4 separate regions of the Homo sapiens genome follow, and regions 2, 3 and 4 are each linked to region 1. Evidence: chromatin loops called from intact Hi-C (ENCODE). Cell type or tissue: heart left ventricle. All regions are shown on one strand. Links, peaks and the distances in the headings refer to the core of each region. The heading gives the core; the rest is flanking DNA.

What was found. A loop is a pair of places that touch in the nucleus more often than their neighbours do. Peaks named below come from ENCODE experiments on the same cell type or tissue, not always from the same donor. Only the 100,000 strongest peaks of a DNase experiment are listed, where the experiment ranks them.
Region 2: it touches region 1 in a loop (2.2-fold over the local background); 21 of 110 quality-filtered maps call a loop at or near these places.
Region 3: a loop joins it to region 1, with 2.4 times the contacts of the local background. A loop is called at or near these places in 19 of 110 quality-filtered maps.
Region 4: it touches region 1 in a loop (3-fold over the local background); 21 of 110 quality-filtered maps call a loop at or near these places.

The regions. Positions count from the first base shown.
Region 1 is chr2:23,757,942-23,763,596 of GRCh38, forward strand. It overlaps ATAD2B (ATPase family AAA domain containing 2B), which reads right to left. Exons shown (of 28, transcript NM_017552.4): 24 at 4,268-4,405; 25 at 1-160. Among named protein-coding and RNA genes, the nearest start is that of ATAD2B, 170 kb to the right of the region's middle. In heart left ventricle, for the core only: a CTCF peak has its summit at 3,026 (motif pointing left); no DNase peak of the experiment used is centred there; H3K27ac peaks cover 421 bases.
Region 2 is chr2:23,372,003-23,377,657 of GRCh38, forward strand. LINC02923 (long intergenic non-protein coding RNA 2923) reads right to left here. Exons shown (of 6, transcript NR_187213.1): 2 at 4,782-4,924; 3 at 3,596-3,682; 4 at 2,638-3,458. Among named protein-coding and RNA genes, the nearest start is that of KLHL29, 10 kb to the right of the region's middle. In heart left ventricle, for the core only: no CTCF peak of the experiment used is centred there; no DNase peak of the experiment used is centred there; H3K27me3 peaks cover 1,431 bases.
Region 3 is chr2:23,642,015-23,647,669 of GRCh38, forward strand. KLHL29 (kelch like family member 29) reads left to right here. Exons shown (of 14, transcript NM_052920.2): 5 at 324-836. Among named protein-coding and RNA genes, the nearest start is that of LINC02923, 260 kb to the left of the region's middle. In heart left ventricle, for the core only: no CTCF peak of the experiment used is centred there; no DNase peak of the experiment used is centred there.
Region 4 is chr2:23,634,524-23,640,178 of GRCh38, forward strand. KLHL29 (kelch like family member 29) reads left to right here. Exons shown (of 14, transcript NM_052920.2): 4 at 4,616-4,757. Among named protein-coding and RNA genes, the nearest start is that of LINC02923, 250 kb to the left of the region's middle. In heart left ventricle, for the core only: a CTCF peak has its summit at 2,106 (motif pointing right); DNase peaks (open chromatin) are centred at 1,628 and 2,098; H3K27ac peaks cover 1,543 bases.

The DNA of each region.
Region 1 (5,655 bases), core at 211-5,210:
TCAAACTCTCCATTCTCTAATAATTTCCTGTCCTCCGTATGGTTCTCATAGTCTGCAAATTTGGTGTCTTCTTCATCTTTTTTTAAATTATTAACTTTCCTTTTCTTAATAATTCCTTTACCCCACTGTGATCTCCGCCTTGATTTTCTCCGAACCCGAACTGTTTTACAAGGAAGGAAAAAAGATATGTAGAACTTGGAATGCAATACCAATTTTACATATGTTTATTAAACAGGACCCAAAAGAAAGTAAACCCATGCTGATGTAACACACAAAAACTACTTAGCTCTTGACATTCATGCTGACTAATCCTTGCAACCTACAAATGGAATGGATATGAAGTCAGGGATGAACTCTGCAGAATAAAACATTTTTTAATGTATTTCCTGTATGAGTTTATTCAGCACTAATCTTTTCTACTATCCTAGATCCTACTTTACTACTGTTCCTAATTTTCAACATCCAAAAGCCACGCATATAATATACACATTTAAAGAATGACCACATTACCAGGCTGCCAGAAAGTTTGGGGCCAAAGCCCTGGATTTCCACCAGGAAGGTGGATGTTTTACTAGCAAAAGGTAGCTCCTAAATCATGAAAGAAAATAAAGACATGATTCAATATAGCATAACAGAACAGTTAAGGGTATCCTCACAAAGAAACCTCTCCTTCCAGAAAAAGGAATCACCCAAAGTTAAGTATGACCATGGATAGATGCCTTATGAAGGTTATTTGGACAATTTGGTGAGCCAACTGTTAATCTCTTCTAGCACAAACAGTTCACCCAGCAGCATCAATTTCTTGCAAAGTTATTTGAGAATATGTAGGAAAACTAAGCCCTCTGCTATCAAGGCAACAACAACAACATAAACAAAACACTGAAAATAAATACTTGGTCACTTATGTGAAAAGGGAGGCCTACAAAAGTTGTAAGGACTATACTCTTAGATGCTAGAAACTATCATGAGCTTTATGAGTAGGCAGCTAGGGCCTCTAGGTATTAATGGACCCTGGAATTTTTAATTTCTCACATATGTATCAAATTGAGGTAGATGGTTAAGCAAGTCTACCTCATTGTCCCTTAAATAAACAAAAAGTTAACTTTTATAATTTGGGACACTTGCATAATACAGTTAAGTGTTCTTCAGAACACTTAAATACAAAAATTATTAAAGCAAACCACTTATGCTAGAGCTGAATCACTTCTGGTATCTAACCCCAAATTCTAAATACTAGTTTGTTGAAAGTATCAGAATAAAAATATTCATTTTTTCTGTGGTTATGAACATAATAATTTTAACTTAAAAAAAGACAATATATATGTTTAATACATCAAAGCTGAAAAGCTTCCTGGGCAAAGATATTTTTTAAAGAAAATATAAATATGAAATCACTAACTGTAGGCTGTTTAATCTGTAGTTTAAAAATTGCTTTATAGAGACAGAAAGGAATATGGTCTTTTAATGACAACCCTTGTTTCTTATATTCACACTGCTTAATATGAATTTAGAATCTATCAACAGTGTAGTGTATTTACATACTTATTTAATCCTTTCATCTTTAATTCCTGCTGCATCTCTGTAAATTCACAAGAAATAGATAAATTTAGTTATAAATATTACTCTTCTTTCTTACCTAAGAATATATCTCCTAAAGGTTTCTGAAATCATCTCCAAAATTCAGGTTATTGAGTCATTTGGCTCAACATGTATTTTTCCTTCAAAACTGTAATCCTGTTAGCACTAACTCTTCATTCTTTTCCCCTATTAATTTCTATTTATATAATTTAAAGTTACAGGGTAATTAGCATAGAGAAGAAAATTTCTGTATTAATCTACTGTTAAAATCTGGTACACAGGCTCAGGTGATGGGCATTTGTAAACATCCCATTAGCTATAAGAAAAACTAATCTAGTCCATATAAAAAATAAAAAGCATTCAGCTTGCTCTGACTCTGCAAGTTAGCGCTATTAGGCTTTTACTACCTGACAGGCCATTCCTGACACCATAACCTCTCTTATTCTGCAACCATGTAACTGAAAGTACAATAGGTTCCCTTTTTCTTTCCTAAGCCATGAAACTAGAGCAAAATGAAGCTGAACTCTGCTCAATCAGGAGTCACCTCAACTACCTGACATGCAGTACATAAGCAAAGGCTGGGAGCCCTGCTGAAGCAAGTTACTGCAGGATAGACCTGGCTAATACGGTAAGAGAAAATGGTCTTAATCTTTGGGAAGTAGGACTGGAGGTATTTTTCTCTTCCTTATATAATTATTTCTAATGGTTGGTATAATTTTGGCAAAATAAGAGAAACAGACCACATTAGCTCCACAAGAAGAGATTTTTGTTTTAGTCACTGATGTATCTTCACAGTACCTGGCATGTGGCAAGAGTATATATTAGTATTTGTGGACCTAATGCTTAATATACCATTTCCAGCTAGGCATGGTGGCTCACACCTGTACTTCCAGCACTTTGGGAGGCCGAGGCTGACGGATCACTTGAAGTCAGGAGTTCGAGACCTACCTGACCAACATGGTAAAACCCCATCTCTACTAAAAATACAAAAAAATGAGCCAGGTGTGCTGGCAGGCGCCTGTCGTCCCAGTAGCTTGGGAAGCTGAGGTGGGAGAATTGCTTGAACCTGAGGAGGCGGAGGTTGCAGCGAGCCAAGACTGAGCCACTGCACTCCAGCCTGGGCAACAGAGAGAGACTCTGTCTCAAGAAAAAAAAAAAAAATAAATAAATTTATATATATACACACACACACACACACACACACACACACATATACACACACACACACACATACACACACACACACACACACCACTTCCTTCATCGGGGTGCTCTGTGTGAAAAGTCCATTTAGAGACACGATCTTTAGAGTCAATTTTTATAGCATCACTGAGTTTGTTTCCAAAACTAAGGCCTTAGGAAAGCAACTACGCCTTAGGGACATTCAGATTTCTTATTTAAGTTAATGTAAAACAGAAAAATTATGGGTCGCATATGCCATCTACTGGTAAGAGAAAACAAAACTCATATTTGTAGATTCAAAAAGTTTTTAAAATATTTAAAGGCACTTAAAACTTCTTCAAGTGAATAGTCAATGTATTTTCATTCATAAATATTTGTAGCAGATGCATAGAATGTAAAGAATTTCAAAGTTTAAATTAGAGTACTACATTACACAATCCAAGTCATGATCTGAAATACAACTAGGCCAAATAGGCTTAATCAGTTTCACGGCATCATCGAGTCCTTTCTCAAACTTTCTCATATACAAATGCCACTTACCAAAAGGGGACAAGCTTTAAAAAGGTGGGTATAGTTTATTCATTCAAATTCAATGCCACTGGTGAAACAACATATTATAGCTAGCTTTACTGACAAAGTAGTTCAGGTTGAGTATCCAAAATCCAACACTTTTTGAGCACTGACATGTCGTTCAAAGTAACTGCTCGTTGGAGCATTTCAGATATCTGATTTTTGGATTAGGGATGCAGAACCAGTAAGTACAATGCAAATATTCCAAAATCCAAAAAAAATCCAAAATCCAAAACACTTCTGGGTCCCAAGCATTTTGGATAAGGGATACTTAACCTGGATTATCACCTTTATACCAGAAAAACAGCATGTATCTTCCAAGGAAGGCTATCTTTAGTGAAACAGAAGAACTCTATTAGAAAGACGCAGTGTTTATTAACATTTGACTTTTGGAAATGTTATAGATCAACATGAATGAGTACAAAAAAACTCCCAATTTTCCCTTTAAATACATCTCACAAAAACTACAAAGAAAAGAAGGCTGTGCCAATTTTTCAAACTGAACACAAAATAGTCTCTCAGAAAAATCAACTTCCTGTTGCCAGATCAGACACACCCACATGCGGGAGTGTCCATTTCCCACCCTAAAGAGAACATCCTGCATAGTGTACAAGGAGTGGAGGATAAGGACAGGGGCATATAAAAATTCTACTGGCTCCACATGGCTATCCAAAAACCAAAGTTTAAAACTGAAAATATTCAAGCCTAGTTCAATTGTCATAGCAAATAATATTGAATAGGGATAGAAAATAACAAATAAAGTTAAAGAAATATATTTCTGATTCAGCATTTACCTCACAAGCTCTTCTTCACCTCTGAAAAGAGATTAAAAGAGCTATGGGAAAAGAGCGGCACTTTGTTTTGTACCCAATTCCTAACATATCTACATCATTCTCAGTTGTTCTCACTACTGGATAACATGAGCTGAAATACTCACATGCACATTTATTTGCAGAGTTGTGCCACACATCCATTGGATTTCTTTGTTTGTGCCGAAATGCCTCTTCGACTCTAGTTTCTGTCTTCCGAGCTCCAGTACTATGAGGATTTATTTGTTCTGATGTTACTGATAAGCCTGCAAGCAGAAGATAAGCAATACCTCTTTAAATATTCCCAGCTACATAAACCAAAAGGTTTTTAAAAAAATCTCAAATACAAAACTGAGTTTTAAAGTCATTAATTATACTAGGGCAGTTTGCAGTTCCAATGAAAGCAGTGTCTTTTGTTTTAAGATGGGTAAGAAACTTAGATATAAAATCATAAAAATAAAACAATCTGGCAGGCCATGTTTACACTTAATCCCCAAAGGGGCCCTATTTTTATTCATTTTAATTCACAAAGAGGCACATTTTACATTATTATGACTGTGGAACAATAAGATTATATATTATCCAAAAATAATGACCTCTGCCATCTTAGAATGTACAACAGTCTACTGGGCTACTAAACCCCATTCCCGTGAACTGTTTCAAAATGCTATTTGCTTCCTGTCGCACCACACTGCAGTCAGTTTGGTTGTCCTGCATTATATTCCTAAGACTAATCATTCTATCTTAATTTTCTTCACTAGAGATTTATTTCTTCTATGTGGTCCTTAAGTTGGTTTTTCTCCAGGTTCTCTCTGTAACCACTTTTCTTCTTACTCTAATCTACACATTCCCCAGCGAAGTATCATTGTGTTCAGGTTCAATTACTATTATATAATAATTCTCAAATCTGTATCTTTAGCCCAAACATCTCTGATCCAGATATACAACTTCTGATCCATATATACAACTCCTTACTTCATATCTCCAACTGAATTTCCTAAAGATAGATCAAATTAAAGATAACTGGTTTATCTTTCCCTACAAAACAAAACAGTTTGTTCTTATAGATTCCCTATCTAGATTGGGAGTATTAGTATCTACTAAGTCACTCAACCAGTAATATGGCAGCCAGTTTTTATTCTTCCTTCACTTCACAGTGCTCTCCATCCCTGCGGCTACATCTCACTTATATTAATCTCTTCTAACTCCCTTCCTACTTCATTAATTAAAACCCTGGACTACTCCAACAGGTTTTTGTTCCCCAACAGCTTTACTGAGATACAATTTATATAACATAAAAATCACCTGTTTTAAGTGTACAATAAATAGTTTTTAGTAGATGTATAGAATTGTAAAATCACCACAGCAATCCAATTTTGGATAACTGTCCCAGGCAATGACTACTCCACTTTTTGTCTCTATAGACTTGCCTTTTCTGGACATTTTATATAAAAGAAATCATACAATATGTAGTCTTCTGGGTCTGGCTATTTTTACTTAGCATAATGTTTTGGGG
Region 2 (5,655 bases), core at 342-5,341, 390 kb before region 1:
GCCCTTCCTGCGCCCTGTGGACTCTTTCGTCCACCTGCTAGATTCTGGCAGACTCTTCCTGGTGTCACAGTGACCCCTCCACCTGTGCCTGAGGCTCTGTCCAACAGGCTTTGCGCAGCCCACATCCAGCTCAGCTTGGACGCAGGGCCCAGCCCAGTCCAGCCCAGCACAGAGAGAATTGTGCCTCAGCTGGAGGGTGGATGGTGCTCTGTGGTTCCAAATGGCCAAGGCTGGGAACACTGGAAGGACAACCACAGAAGAGATGTGACACACTCACTGTCCCAGCCACTTGCTCACTGCCCACCTCAGTAGGACCTCCTAAGCTCCAGGAGAAGTGGGGGCTTCAAACGGATCTGTGCTTTTTTATGTCTGCCCAGGGCCTAAATGCCATCATCCCAGAGCCTGGCATCACTGTTCCTGCTGCCTGGCAGAATCAGTAGGTTTTTAACCTGCATTTCTGGAATCTTTTTACATTATCCCTGACAACTCTGTTACTTTGGGTTAAAAACAAACTTTAGCAGCTGTGTAACCTTTAGTCTACAAAGATTGTCAGATCCAAATCCAGAAAATAACACTGCTTCAAACTCCTGTAGCTGAGAAGGCCCAAGGTGACAAAATCCAGGAGGGGAGAAAGCTGTTAGCTGAGGATGCTAAGGAGAGAACAGGGGGAGGCCAGCTACATTTCATATTAGCCAGAAATGTCTGACTTATGTTACATTTTGGAAAACACAGGCTGCAATAATGTCACCATTAAATTAACACCATTAAAGAAAAGCGATTATTAGTGCTTAGAGTTATAGACTCTAATAATAATAATAACACACACAGTATAGCATCCGAGTGGTTAAGGGTCTGGCTTTGAGAGTTACATCCAGATTCGAATCCCAGTCTCACCATTTTATGGCAATGCTGTGTGTTTACCTAACTTCTGTGTGTCTCTGTTTCTCTATTTGTGAAGTGGAAATGATGCCCAACTCTTCAAGGTAATGAGGGATTAAATGAATGGAAGTGAAACTCAAAGGACTTGCAGTAGACAGAATACCAGCCCCTCAAACATGTTGTCTTCCTAATTCCCCAAAGCTGTGTATATGTTACCTTATATGGCAAAAGGAACTTTACAGATTTGATTAAATGAAGAGAGGGACCTAGATTATCTGGGTGGACCTAGCATAATCAGAAGGGTCCTTCTGAAAGGGAGGCAGGCAGTTCAGAGTCAGAGATAGCAATGCCATGGCAGAAGAGAGGTCAGAGAAAGAGTTAAAGACACTTTGCTGCTGGCCTTGAAGACCAAGGAAGGAGCCAAGAGCCAAGGAGTGCAGGCAGCTCCTGGCAGCTGGAAAAGGCAAGGAAAGCCTCCTAGAGCCTCCTGAAGGAACACAGCCCTGCAGATGCCTCGATCTTGGCCTCTGGTTTCCAAAACTGTAAGATAATCCATGTATGTCGCTTTAAGCCACGATTTTGGGGTAATTTGTTACAGGAGCAAAAGAAAACTACATGGGGCTTTGAGCCTACTTCAGCACAGCGCCCAGCACATTCTACGATGTCTCCAAGGGCAGCCAGAGCTAGTAGCTACTAATAGTGACATTAGCGATTCCTTTGTGACCAAACACCCATCAGAGGCCTTCAGCTCTTCCAGGGGACTTTCTCCTCTCCACTCGGTCATCTCCACTGACAGGCGCTCCCACCCCAAGAAGCTCCTCTGTTTTAGGCAGCTGCGAGATGGGTACAGAACGGTCACTCTGGGGTAGACCTGAAATTTGCCTGCTAGGGCTTTCCCGAAACCAGGGCCCCTCTGCTAATGACATGCCTTCGGATAACTGCATGCAGGTCTCAGAGGCCTAACCCCAGAGGCTTCATACCTAAACTCTGAGTTTTCTCACCTTCAGACTGACCTCTTGCAGTTCCTTAAACGTTTCTCACATGACAGGATTCAGAGCTCCCTCCCTGAGACACATCGCTCGTCTTCCTCTCCACACTCTCAGGCATCTCACAAAAGGGAACTCACCACCAAATGCCACATTCCAGGTGTAAAGAGCACCTCTTTCATGCTTCCCTCAATTTAACCCAAGACCACATTGGGCTTAGAGCAGCTGAACAACGTGCCGCATTACTGTCAGCTGAGATTCTTGTTTTTTACTCTCTGCCAGACGCTTTTGCCTCTTGGCCCTGCACTCACACAGGGACTGTTTGGACTGGAGCATCTGACCCTACCGTTTCTCTGTTTCATCTTATATCATTACATTTAGCTTAGCACTGTAGTCTTTGGGCCCTGGTGTGTCAACAAAAGTATTCTCTGCATGTCACCTCAAAATGTGTTAGGTATTAACTAAGTCATCTATGTCCACACACTAATAAAAATATCAAATGCGACACGCGACGACGACTGTGCCTTCAACTAGAAATTTACTTCCGCAAAGACATTGACTAGCATCTTTGGGAATGGCCACAAAAACAGTTCTAAATCCACCTAATAGGCATGCTGGTCTGCAGCTGAAATTACTTCATCTCATGCACGAATTTATCATGAGATTCCTTGGCAGATACCAAGCCGAGGTGTGCTTTGTCTCTACCATAGCTAACACAATTCCCTGACATAATAATCTAGCAAGCCTACCACGAAACTGGGAATACAGTTACCTTGTCGTGGCTTGCTCTTAAAGAACCCACACAGGCTTCTAGAGGATTCTGCTCCATTTTTCACGTACTCACAGCTCAGCCTTAAGTAGTCTGATCAGGGAATTTAATGAGGATGGATAGGATAGCCCCACTTTTGTAGTTTGCAGAAGCTTTCCCCCTCTTTACTAATCAGAGCTATATTTTGCCATTTCTAGCGTTCCAATTTCTTTCACAGTCTCCATGTTCTGTAAAGATTATCAGCAGAGGCTTTACAGCTTCAGAGGCGAGTTCTCTCTACTCCCTGGAGTGTAATTTGTCCTGGCCAGGAGACTTGAGCTCATTTACGGCAGCTTGGTGCTGTTAGAATCTTTTCACTCATCTAGAGCTTCAATTTTCTCTTACCAAAGTTTTCTTTTTCTTTTGAGTCAGTAGATTGTTCTCCTTGGCAGACAAGAAGGGGGCAGAGTTCTGCTCCCTTGCTGTCATTCTAAAATGCAAATAGCGTGGTGTTCCTTGGTCAGCGTTAAATCCTTGGGTGGCTGGCTCCCCTTGGCTTTCAGCAGTGATTCTCAAACTCCCCTGGAGTACTTGTTAAAAAAGCAGATTCTCCAAATCTCCTCTCAGAGGCTGTCAATTGCCATGTTAGCCAGGGTAAAACTAGCTGTTAAAACAAATCCAAAGATGTACGGAGTCTCAAACATGATAGAACTTCTCATTCTCCTAAAGCCCAATAATGAGTGTTCCGAATTAGTGGGTGGTCATCTCCAAATAGTAATTCAGGGATTCAGGGTTTCCTCAATTTTTGTTGCTCTGCCACCTTCAACATGGGGCTTCCAAGATCCCTGCGCAAAAACATAAAGAGAAGGAAAAGTGTATGGAGAAGGTGCAGGGCAATTTTAATGGCTCAGGTCTGGAAATGGCAAGCATTAGCTGCATTCACATTCTATTGGCTAGATCTCAGTCACATGAGTGCACCTACCTGCAAAGGAGACTAGAAAATTGTCTAACTGCCAGGATGCTGGGAGATGTAGTCTCACTCCAAAGGACGCTGGGAAATGTAGTCAAGCTCAGGAAGAAAAGAGAGTTATGCTGAGCAGTCTGCCCATATGGACATAAGATAAGGCTTAAGAAACTGCATTTTCATGAACCTCCCAGGAGATTCTGATGTAAGACCCCATTTTGACCAACACTGCCGTGTCCACTCCCAGTACAGGCACCCAAGGCCTTGCGAAGTGGGTTCCACAGTTCTCCCCAGCCCTGTCTGCACCTCCACCTTGCTCTAATCATATAAAACACTAGCAGCTCCCCAGCCTGCCAGGCTACTTCACGCCTCTGTGCTGGGTGTCTCCTTTTTCTCTGCCCTTTCTCCCTTGGTTCACTTGGCGAATTCCTGCTGATCCTTTGAGACTCAGTTCAAGTGTAATCTCTTCGACCAGGTCATCCCTGACCCACCTGCCCCAGGTAGCACTGCAGAGCCTTTCCTCGTGTCCCTGACCTTCCTGGCCAGAATCTCATTATGGTATTGATTATGCTGAATGGCATTTTGCATTTGCGTTCCCATTTGATTGGGAGACCTTTGAGGGCAGTGACCTTTCCTTTGTGTACTCTGCACTTCACACCTTGCCTGGTACATCGTGGTTGTCAGGCAGTCAGGAAGAGCTGGCGCCACAGAAACTGACCACAATCACAGAGCAGTTCCTTTCTTGATTTTCTGCCCATGTCAAAAAAAAAAAAAGCTTTTTTTGGTTGTTGTTATCCTTACAATTTCACTGCCTTAATTTATTAGACCTAATTAGCAAACTAGGCTTGTGTGACTCTGCTACACCTATCGCTCCTTGTTTTCCCTTTTGCCAGCTCTACTCAAAGTTGAGCTTCTCCAGGAGCTGCCCTGGTCTCATCAGCAACCTGTTCCCACCTTACTATTTCTCTTCAAGTGCACTGGCAATTTACACATTTGGAATTCTACCAGGAGTTCTCCCACCTTCTTGAGCCATCTCTCTTCTTTTTGGAGTCTCATGTCCTCTGATTTCTTGGGGACTGTCAGAAGCCTGAATTACTGAAATCTGGGAAATACGTCCTGTCATCCTTCCATTGTCTAGAAATCATGGAATCTAAGATGATTGTTGAGGTAGCCAGCCTCCAAGATGGCATCCAATGATCCCTACCTCCTGGTGTTCACAGTCTGTGTCCTTTCTCACAGTAAACCAGGGTCAATTGTGTGGTCAGTCCACGATTGGGCTCACTCTCTTACTCTCTCATACGCTCACTCTCCTTCATCACTTGCTGCTCAGGCAGAAACCAGGTAGCCCTGTAAAGAGAGCCACATGGCAAAGAACTGAGGCCTCTAGCCAACAGTCATGCGAGTAAACTTGGCATTGAATCCATGAGCCCCAGTAGAGACTCGAGATGACTGTAGCCTCAGCTGACGTCTGACTGCAACTTTGTGAGAAACACGGAGCCGGGACCACCCAGCCACACTGCTCTTCGATTCCTGACCGTCAGATAGTGTGTGAGGTAATAAATCTTGTTTGTTTTAAGCTGCTAAGTTTTGGGTAAATTTGATAGGCAGCAATAAATGACTAATACAGTTGGGCTTCTTTCATTCATTCTCATCTTATCTTTCAGTCTCCTTTAGGTCAGACTTCAGCAGCATGTAAGATGCAGCCATCATCTAGGAATGCCCGGAGCTTCCCAGAGCAAGGCACTGTTCAACTTCCACTCTGGTTTTGAGACAGATGAAGCTTTAACCTTCATCTAGCCGGACTCCCTCCTACTACGTGTCTGCATGAAAATTATTGCATATTTAAATATGTACATATTTACATATAAAAATATGTAATATTGTTAAATATTACTAAATATTTAAAATAAAAAGAAACAAGAAAAATAGAGTTTTAAGCAGTGTCTGTTGCATAGTAAGTGCTGAACTACTATCTGCTTTTGCTGACATTGTCATCATTCGTACATCATTATTTCATGTACTGTCGCCCCAATTCACCGTTCCATTGCTTTTGAACAACACATATACATCAACTGCCA
Region 3 (5,655 bases), core at 371-5,370, 120 kb before region 1:
GCTCTTAGCTACTAAGTAGCAGAGCTGAGAGTGGAACCCAAGTCTCTCAAAGGGCTCTGCTTCCTTCTCTCTGCTCTGCTGCCTCTCACCTCTCCCAGGCAGGCCTCACTTCCTCCTCTGAGCCCCGATGGCTGTTTGTTCGTAGACCCCCTAGCACACTTATCCTGGGCTGCCATGATCACAGATTCCTAATCGGTCAGTTCCTGGACGCAGGTGTCTCGTTCCCCTCTGTGACCTAGCACCCAGTGCAGGGCCGGGGATGGTCAGTGTTTGTTGAATGAAAATGTAACCGGCAGATGACGTTTCTTCCATCTCCCTTGCAGGCACAGGGCCATGGGTGACCACGGTGGCCGCCGGGAACCAGCCCACCCTGATTGCACACTCCTATGGAGTGGCCCAGCCTCCCACCTTCAGCCCGGCTGTGAACGTCCAGGCCCCGGTCATTGGGGTGACCCCCTCACTGCCTCCCCACGTGGGGCCCCAGCTCCCGCTGATGCCAGGCCACTACTCGCTCCCTCAGCCGCCCTCTCAGCCACTGAGCAGCGTGGTGGTCAACATGCCTGCCCAGGCCCTGTATGCCAGCCCTCAGCCCCTGGCCGTGTCCACACTGCCCGGTGTGGGGCAGGTGGCCCGCCCAGGACCCACCGCTGTGGGCAACGGCCACATGGCAGGGCCCCTGCTGCCTCCACCGCCGCCAGCCCAGCCGTCCGCCACTCTCCCCAGTGGTGCCCCTGCCACCAATGGGCCCCCCACAACCGACTCGGCCCACGGGCTGCAGATGCTGCGGACCATTGGCGTGGGGAAGTATGAGTTCACCGACCCGGGGCACCCCAGAGGTAAGTCCTGCTGCCACGTGCCTCCCCACGGGCCTGCGTCTGCACCTCCCTGCGCGGTCACTGCAACACCACCGGGACAGGGGGTGCTTCATGCCAGCTCCTTCACTGGCCTCCCCAACCCAGAGGCTGCAGTGGAGCCTCCACCTGCCCAAGACAACTGGCCTGAGATGGGGGAGGGAGGGGGAAGGTGTGGAGGGCGGGACAAACAAAGTGGGAAAATGCGCCGGGGTAAGAAGAGGAAGGAAGGGAGAGCCTGCAAAGCCCAGAGCCCGTCCCCCTCCAGCCCAAGCCCTGGCCATTCTCACCTCCAACCCCCAAGGCCAGGCCAAGCTGCAAAAGGGTGAGAGTCATCCACTCCTCTCAGGGCACCGCAGAACAGTCCCTTTGGGGGCCTTCTCCACATTCCATCCATGAGGACATTCAGAGCATGTACTGTGTCCTTCCCAGGGAAGGCACTCTCTGTCGTGCCATCGGATGAGAGCACTGCCCAAGGCAATTTAGTTAGGCCCAAGAGACATTCCTAGACCATCTTGAGGCACTTGAATGTTTCATTTCAAGGATCCAGGGGTGGCTTTGTGAGACCTTGGGAAAGAGCACCTCCAGCCTCAGCCTTCAGTTAACCCTCTTCCCCCAGCCTCAGGGGAGTTTCATTCCAGGGAACTCGAAGGTAGATCCTTCAGAACAGAGCCTCGGGAAGGATGCGTGCTAGACATGGTCCTAGTTGGAGCCCCCGGTCTTAGGGTTAGAGTTCTTGATGTCTGTCTGAGGGATCAGTCCAGACTGGAAGGCAGAAGGGGACAGGAGGACCAGGGCACACATATGAGGCTTGCTGGATTCCTCTGCTATAGGTTTGCCTAGCCCTTAGTGCCCCAGACAAGCCAAGTCCCTGCTCCTGCTGGATGCAGTGGGGAAGGCTGCTGGGCCACTGCCAGGTACAGGCAGTGGGGGCATAAGGGTCCATGGCAAACAGTCTGGCCCAACGGGGTGTCTACATCTCTTTTGAAAGAGGACACTAGACGGTCCCAGAAAGTATGCATCTCTGGGCACAACTTCCCAGCCTTCCCACATAAAACCCCTTGAGATGGCATTTCGGGGTGCTCTGCCTTTCGGCAGAGCAAGGAACCCCACTAGCCACTCTCCTGTCTTCTCTCCCAAGTCTCTTCCTTTGTCATTTCAAGCAATTTTCATGCCTTGTCAAGCATCCCAACAATAAAGCTCATGTCTGGATCTCTGTTGGGTTTAATTCCCAATCTGACTGAGCCCTAACTGCCTTTGTTTTGGAAATCAGCACTAGTTTTAAATGACAAAATTGTAGAAAATTACATCTAAATTCTGGTAAACTCTTGCTTTAAGATCTTTTTTAAAAAAATGACTAAATTGATTTTTTCTTTGCATTGTTTTGGTTAAGCTCTGTCTCCCTTTAAAAAAAAAAAAAGAAAGAAAGAAACTTACTCCCAGTTCAAGTTCATGAGTTACCAACTCTGACAACTGGGCAGCGGGCATCCTACTTCCAAGGCTATGCCAAAGCCCAAGGCACCGGGTGGCATATTCTGTCCCCACATAGCCCCTCTGGGCTAATGCAAGATCTTGCTGGCTTGCCACGTTCCAGGCACGCATCTAGGAAAAGGAGCTGTTTTGTGCAAAAAGGTAACTAGCTGAGAAAGGACTGGAGTCCCTAGTCTGGGGCTCAGCACCAAGCTGGGATCTGCCCCACCAAAGCTGCTGGGTGCAGGCAGCTAAACATTGTCAGCCCTGAGCCCATGAGATCAGAAAGACACAGGTGGCGGGGACAGGACCCTGCAGGACTTCTGTGCCCACTGGGTCAATGACCATTGCAGAGCTGTTCCTGTAACCTCTGTGCAAGGACCTGAGGGTGTGAACCATCCTCTGTGGTGGTCCTGAGCCAATGGAAGGGAGGGGACAAGAAATAGGGGCCCTGCTAAGATTCCCTCTACCAGGCCCCACTGGGCAGACCGAGGGCCAGGTGTGAGGGCCAGGGATGGGGTGGGCCTAGAAAGTGTCCTCAGCCCTGCCTTCTGGTGAGCCAGCGGGACCCACCAGCTCTAGCCAGTGACAACAACTGACCGGTCCATCACCCTGATTTCCAGAGGTTGCCAGCACACTGGCTCTTTCCTCGAAATTCCATGTAACTCGCTTCTCTATTTACGGCCTCATCAGCTGATGGAGCCCCTTATATTTGCAGGGAAGAAAGAGTGACGCACGCGCCTACAAATGCCTCCAAACTCAAGCCTGGGTGGGTTTTTTCTTTTTTTAATATATAAGTAATTTCTCTTTTCATTTCTAATCTTAAAAGCCTTTATTGCTGAAGCTATAATTTGTCTGTCAGATCTAATGTCAAACAACTGCATATTTTTTAAAATAAGAAACCCGAATTTTGAAACTAAATCTTTGAAACTTGCCATGTGAGAGTCGTGTTCCTGACAGGACCAGGTGGGCTTGGATCTGGGTCACTTTTAATTTTGCCCCTAGGGATTTTACATCTCTGAAGCCCAATTGATTTCACACTCCTAAATGACAGACAGCTGGCTCCAGGCAGGAACAGGAGGCTCTGCGTGATGGCGTCAACACAAGTCAGAACTCCACTTTAGAAAAAAAAAAGAACTTTCCTTTTCTCCTGTTCTCTGTTTGAAACCTTGCCCAGCATTATAATAAGATCCACCATGCAATGCCTTGAGATCTAGCTCGTTAAAGTCCCCGATATTCCCTGCTATTGTTTGACGTGACAACCTGGCCTCTCCCGGGGTTGAGTAATTATGGGGAGATTCCCCTCCATGAAGAACAGGTCTTGCCAGCCAGAGGGATGGGCCACTGGTATTTTTAGACTTCATTAGTGCCCAGATTTAAAATTTCACATTTTGTTTCTTGTAATTATCTTCTGATCGACTGAGCTCAAATTTCAGTTGGGGCCCTATTAGTCTGCCTTTCCAAAAAGGGCGTTGGGACTTTAATTTAAAACTTAACCAGTTGAAAAATAAAGGTGGCGTGGAAATGCTTTTTGATTTGCAGTAGGTCAAGCGATTGTCTCTCATCTGTGACTAGAGAAGCCAGCTTGTGTGCCATTCACTTTAATGAGTGTTATTTAAATGCATTGAGCACATATAGATTTTCTTAAGAAACTTACAAGACAAATCTTTCTTTCTCTAAGAACAATTTGGGGGTGGGAGCAAGCTGTAGGATTTTTTTTTTAGATGATGTATTGAAAGCTAATTAAAAATAGATTTCATGTGTGCAAAGTGATAAGGGAGGAAAAAAGAATTCGTTCCATTTGAATCCTGTTATGAAGTACCTAAGACATTTGTCTCGTTGTTGGATTGGAACCACCGAGCTAACACATGGGGAGAGGTGTGGCCAAGCTCAGGCCTCGGTGAGACCTGGAGTCAGTGTTACTACCCCAGGATCCCGTGAACCCAGCTGTGCGTGCCTGATGACAGAGCACAGGCTATGAATGCAGCTATTTCTACCCCTGCCTTCTTTGGCAAACAGTTTTTGGTGGCTCAGAGGATGTATGGGGACCTTTTAAAGCCCCAAGCTCCAGGCCTAGTGGTGAGCTGCAGAAAGGCTATTGTGTCTTCACCTGCGTGGCTGGGAGTGAAGAGTCAGGCTGCACCTGCTCCCACCTGCTTCTAGACCAGAAAGCAAAGCCCGTGTCAACCTGAGCAGGGAAAGGTATCTCTTCGGACTTCATATTTTGCAGGGGCCTAGGGTGAGGGGTCATGAGGATCCATCTACAGGCTTGTCCTCCCTTCTGGGAGGCCGTACTGGGAGAGAGGGATGGTTCAGCCCCTTCCTTTGGTTCTCCAGCTCCTCCCTTCCTATTCTGGCACTGGACTTCCACCTCATGGCACACCATTCATCCTCGCTGCTGCATTCATCCCTGTCTTCACAAGTAACAGTGATGAGATCTTGTGAAAATACTTTGAGGCACAGGGAATAGCTGTGTGACTGGGACAAGCCTCCTCACTTCTCTAAGCCTCTTTCCTCATCTTTAAAGTGGGGGTGACAGTACCACCCTCACAGGGCCTCAGGGAGGATTGAGTGAGATTGCGGACATGTCCGTACATAGCACTGTGCCTGCTTACCCCAAAAGCAGCTCTGGCTATTGCCTCTGGTCCAGGGTCTAGAGAGTTCAGCAGAGAAGGAGGCTAGGGAAGGGGCAGAAGGCCAGGCCCTCCCCAGCGCAGAGGAGATGGAAGAAGCCCATGCTTGTCCACAGGGCTGGCAATCCCTGGTCAAGCCATTTAACTTAGGGATGGGGACCCCTTCCCTAAAAGGGAGGTGGGATGCATCCCTTTTCTGTCAGGAGGACTCAGGATGGCTCTCCCCAGGTGTGAGGCCTGGCACTGATCTCATCTCTCCTTGCCCCACACTCTGACATGTCCAGGGCACATTGTTCCTTCCACAGCCTCCATAAATATTCTGGAAGAAGCTGGGAATGCATGATAAAGCTGTTCGCCCACACTCAGGCCAGAGGCACAGAATTTTATCCAGACTGAAACTGTCTTCCCACAGACCTATTCTTCCTGTGTCTGTGCCTCAGAAATGCCAACATGAATTCATTCAGGGTTCAGACTCAAGGCCTGCGTTGTCTGTGGCCAGCCCTTTGTCCACCTCTAGCACTAAGTCTGAAAACTCAATCGATTCAGGTTTCTACATATGTCCTCTGCTCTTCTGTACCCCCACCACCCCACCATCAGGCCACCGTCACCTCTGGCCTGCACACTGGCCTCCCAGCCCACAGTGCATTCCTTCCAGTCTGGCTCTACGGTGCTGCCAGAGTGATTTTTCAAAATGCAGGTCT
Region 4 (5,655 bases), core at 202-5,201, 120 kb before region 1:
TTGGGCAAACAGTGGAGGGTGCTGTGTTCTAGTTTCTCCAGGAGACTCCCCCAGGTTCCCCCAGCTCCACAGAGGCAGTAGTCACTCCTCAGTGTCCATGCCTTCATCACACCCAAGCATCCGGAGGGGCTAATGAGTTCTGCTGGTCAGTGGATTGGGCCATCCAGGGCTCCAGGCAGCCTCCAGCAGCATCCAGGGCAACAGTGTTAAGGGTCCCAGCACACCCGGCCCCCATGACGTGGAAACCTCAGCACCCCCAATGAGGGAACCGTGCTGTTTCACTGCTCTGCTCTGTGACTCGTGTCATTCACTCTCCCTGGAATCCACCCTGTGCATTCATTCATTCATTCATTCATCGAGCCAGCAGTGATATATGCTTCTTCCACTGGCCAACACTTTAGCTCAGAGACCCTGCCCTCATGGAGTCATGGAGCTTTGCAAAGACAGGGCAGAAACAAGGCCCTGGGGGCAGTGCATTAAGTACTGTGATCATTGGGTACACAGAGAGTAGAGGTGAGAACAAGCAAGGCCTGGGAGGACCCCAGGGGAGTCCCTGCCATCTCTCAAACCTCCCTGGCCACACAGGACGCTGCTAGTCTATATGGCACCTTTGTGCAAAGTAGAAAAAGGGGTTTCCTCTGGGTGGACAAATTAGCAAAAGCCTCTCGGGGCTGTGTGTCGCAGACTCGTGGGTACACAGCCTGGTGAGCAAAGGGTACTCCATGGGCATCCACTGCTCCTGCCTCCCCAGGTGAGTGTCAGCCCCTTGCCCTCTGCCAGGAATCTTTCATTGCATACCACCTGCGGCCCTACACACCTTTCCCTAAATGAAGCTGGTCCCTCAGAGCAGCTGTGTGGGCCATGCACAGCTGGTTCCCCCCAAGCTGGTGGAGTGAACCCACGTGTCCTCTGAGACTGCTGCAGGGTGGAGGCCCCCAGCCCCCATGGCCAGCAGGTGCCTCCCCCTCTGCGCTGCCTCACGGAGAGCTTCAACCGTAGAGGCCCTCGGTCTTTAGTGTTCTTCAGTCGCTGAAAGAAGCAGGATGCTGTCAGCTGCCATAAAACTGTGACCTTTGAAAATTTACAAGAGCTCAGGGTTTAAAAAGCTGCTGCGTTAATGATGCATCCCATTAGCATCTCATTAAGGGAAAGCCAAGAGAAGCCTGCTCAGGCCTGATGATGGGCAGATAGGGCCACTCCGTGGGGCCAGGCACAGAGAGGCTCTCCTGGTCTGCCTCTCTCTGCCAAGTGCCATCATGTCACTGGAGCAGAAAACATGGCCAGGAACACTGGGGAACGGCCAAAGGTCTGGGTGGCTTCACTGGTGTCCCAGATGATGGCAGTGGGAGGGCACGAGGGGAAGCTTGCTCAATTCTGCCTTCTTCCCTGCTGCCCGGGCTAAGTTCTTCTGGTTGGTTTTCGTGGCATTCTTGTGTTGGCAGCCCTCCCGACCAGGAGGCATGGAAATCAGGGTGGCCTGGGCTTGCAGACATTCTGAACCATGGGAGGAAAGAGTTAGCAGGAGCTGGGCTCAGAGCTGGACCCACGGCCCTGAACATGGTCCCCTAGAAGCTTCCAGAACCCGGGGACCACATGGGTTTACTGAGGGCCTGGAACTCGTCGTAGGAGGGGCCTCTAGTCAGGCCGCGCTGACGCACATCACCAGTGGCTCTGCACGTCACCCACCCGGGGGCCCAGCCTCCTCGGCAAAGGGCACACCCCGTGTCCAGGTTTTTTCTGGAGGAAGTGGAGGAAGGAATGTCATTGCATTATTTTAATAAAATACATAAAATTCCTGAACTACAGGTTGCTTGTAGCTTCAGATGTTGTGAGTGCTCAGTAGAAAATGGGTAGCCTTATGTATCTACCCTAAAGGAAAAAAAAAAAAAAAGACTTGATTCTCACCACAGAGCTGCTTTCTTATACATAAGAAATTGCTTGTAGTATTCATGAACGACACAGCCAAACAGCAGGCCGGTTGTAGCCCACTTCGCCTGCTCACAGCCCATCTGGGCCCGCCTCTGCACACCCGGGATACCCCAGCTTCTTTCCCTCGAGCTGTTCATATATTGAGTCCTCCCACTGTCCCACAGCAGCCACTTGAGGGCAGGGCTGAGTCTTGGTCACCCGTGTCCCTAGTGCCTCGAGCAGTGCCCGACACAGACATACAGCAGAAGAAACAAACTAAATGAGTGAGCGGTAGGAGTGCTTTGAAGCCAAGGGGCTGAGCAATCTGTGTTGGAAAAGTGTGAGATTTTTCAAGTTCAGAAACTCCACCAATTTTAGGGTGACCGTTGGAACTCCTGAAGTTTTAGCGCTCAGAACATGGGGACCCAAACTCGAGGAGACCCCAACCTCCTCTCCTGGAGGCAGGGGCTGCTCCAGGGCAAGTTTCCAGAAGCTTCCCTACCCTGTCGAGTTGCCAGGCCGGAGTGTGATTCAGGAGGGGAGAAGCAGTGGCTGTCGGAAGAGGCTGAAAACCTCTGCAGCCTCTTGCCTGGGACACCTCTAGGATCCCACACGGTGGAGAGGGGCTGCAACACCCCCTCCAGGCAGGAGGGGCTTCTGTACTGTCCAGGAAGGGAGTGCCGGTCAGGAGGCTGGGATCTTAGCATTCACACTTTGCTCCCAGGCCCAGTGTGGGACTTGGCACAGGCTCCTTCTCCCTCAGATGCCTCTGATTCCGAGGAAAGCAATTTCCTGCCTCTGAGCCTCCAGGACTGGAGAGCCTGGAAATACAGCGAAGGCTGTGGAGTGGATAGATCCTTCAGACAGGGCACTCGTTAAAAGCTGTCTATTTGGAGAATGCTGGAAAAACCATGCTATTGTTCCCTAAGACTATTAGTGAGTGCGGCTAAGTCCCCAACCCCCTCTCCTCCCAGCCTCTGCCTGTCCCACAGATAGAAATGGGGCAGGCCCTCTGATAAGGAAGCTTGTCCCTTGAATTGTTCTTTTCTCAGGAGATTCACCCTTTTCCTTTGTTTCTTGCTCTGTTCACAAAAGCAAAGCATCTGAAATGCAGGCCAGAGATAAAGTGCAGCCTGATGCAATTAGCTGAGCGCAGCCCACAGGTCCTAATGGGATACGGCTCCCGTTCCTCCAGCAGGCCCTTACATAGGCGCTGTGTGTCGTCTGCACTATGCGTCGAAGCCCCAAGTGTTGCCCAGCCTCCGCATCCACACCCCCTTTCTGTCCCTGGCACAGAACCCAGGAGAGCCACTCTGGTCAGAGGGGCTCAGCAGCAGGCCCTGTCTCCCACCAGCTGGGTTCCTGGGTCAAGTTTCATCAGAAGTCACCGTGAGGACCATGGTCCTCACCTGAGAGGCCTGCAGATGCCCCGGAGGCTCCTGTGTGCTTCTGTGACTGTTCCTGGCAGGCATCCGTATCCACCCCTCATCCCACACCTGGTTGGGGTCTGGCTGTGCTCCTGGGAGCTGTGCTGACTCTTCCCGGGGCCACCTCTACTGACACCCACACCTGTGCATATCCCAGGTATCCTATCCCAACCTTGCCAGCATGTATCCAGGATTTTTTTTTTCCTATTACATATAATGGCCATAGTAAAAAAAAAAAAAAAAGACAAATACAGAAAAGTATAGACAATAAAATAAGTTACCCATAATCCTCTCACCCAAGAATAACATCCCTGTTAACATTTTGGTCATTTCCCTCCTACACATATTGTTTGACACAGGGATGTTTACATAGGGAGGCCATTTGTGTATCATTCTGTGGCCTGTTTTTCTCATTAAACATTATGATGTAAGCATTTTGTCATCAAGAATTCTTAGTACACATGATTTTTGATAGCTATATAATATTCCATTATAAGGCTGTGGCTCAGGGAGACAAATACTGTCCTGGTGTTTTTTTTTTCACTCTGAGGTTTATTTTTTCCTTCATCTACAAATCTGAACTAGAGAGTGGGCTCATGGAGCAGAAAGCCTGTCTCCTTCCTGCACAGAGGAGCTGAGGGTCCCACCATCCACCTAGGAGCAGTATCTGAGCTATCCCCGCCATGGGCCTCAGCTCCCCACTTCCCCACACTTCCTCCATAGGACAATTGGGCCTCAGAGGCTGGTGTGGGGGCAGGATAGGAAATGTATAAAGTCCCTCACCTGCTGTCTGCTGGTGGCCCCTTGGAAAGCTGTCCTCTCCCATGTCCAAGAGCCAGCTAGTGGTGGCACAGAGGCTGGGCTGGGCACACAGTCAGTACTCAGCACATGCCCGATAAGTTGGTAGCATCTGTGTGGTTGTGGTTTGTGGATGGTCCGAGGGCCAGAGAACCCATCTCATATCTCAGAATGCTCTTCCCGTTGTGATAGGGCAGGTGGAGTGAGTGGCCACGGAGGGTGACAAGGGAGGCACTGGCTTGGATGTTCCTAGAGGCAGGAGCTTAGCAGAGGTCCCAGCTGCTACTACTATGGCAGAACCCCCTGCAATTCCCACCAAAGACTGGGTGGAGGGCTGAGGCTCTGCCTCTGACCCTGTACTCAGTGGGCGAAGCTTAGGCAACTGGAGTCTTGTTTTGGAGGCTAGGTCCCTCCTAGGGAGTCTTGTTCTGGAGGCTGGTCTCTGGCCAGGCTATGCTCACCTCCTCATCTGCTTCCCACAGGCTCCCGGCATCTCCAAAGGGGACAGTCAGTCCCAGGGACTGGCGACCAGCATCCGGTGGGGGCAGACGCCTATCAATCAGTCCACACCCTGGGACACTGATGAGCCACCCTCCAAACAGATGAGAGAGAGTGACAATCCAGGTACGTACCTCATCGGCAGATAGAAACGACTGAGCCCAGGGCTTGGCGGGAAGCTAGAGGCTTCCTGGGGACCCCAACTCCTGCACAGCAGGTCTTGAACCCAGGGCCTGCAGAAGCCCCCTCCTCAGGTTCAGGGGGCAAAGGCACTGTGTGTAATTCCCTGTGAAGGAGCTGTCCCTCTGCGTCTTCCTCTGCTACTCAAGGACTCCAGAGAGCAAAAGGAGTGAGAATGACATTATCAGGGTGACTTTCAATTGAGTCTAGATTCTTTTGAATCATCATTCCCAAACCTGGGTACTCTGATTCATAACAAATTTCTCGAGTCATGCCTTCCAGTAAGGTTTTTACTTGCTGGTGGTTGTATGACAACTGGGGTGTTCTACCCTCGGGGACTGGGAATTAATTCGCCAGCTTGTACAACATCCCAGCCCTTCTTTGGACAGCTCCAGCCATAATGAATGCCCTCTCTTTTATCTCCCATTGGCCCCAGAGCGCCCCCTCAGGATACACAGAACACCTCGATTTGGCCCTCCACACAACAGCCCTACAGGTGTCAGGAGACCCCCTTCATCCCCCTCTCAAAGTCTTGGAATAAACACACCAGGCCATTCAGCCATGCCCCACAGCCCATAGATTCCAGGCCCTTTGCCTTCCAAGGCTTTGCTCTGCCCCCTGCATCCCTCTTGAAGTGCAGTGGCCAGAACTCAACAGTGGTCTGCCCGGCACATGCTTCCTTCAGCACCTCTGGTCTCATCACTCCTCAGCTAGTAGCCACGTCACATGCTGCTTCAACAGCACCCCGAGATGCCCCAGCAGCTACGGTTACCCCTGTTCATGTCCTCACAGTTGGGCTTAGGCAGCTGGGTTTGGAGACCCAATAGCAAGGCTTCATCAGTGT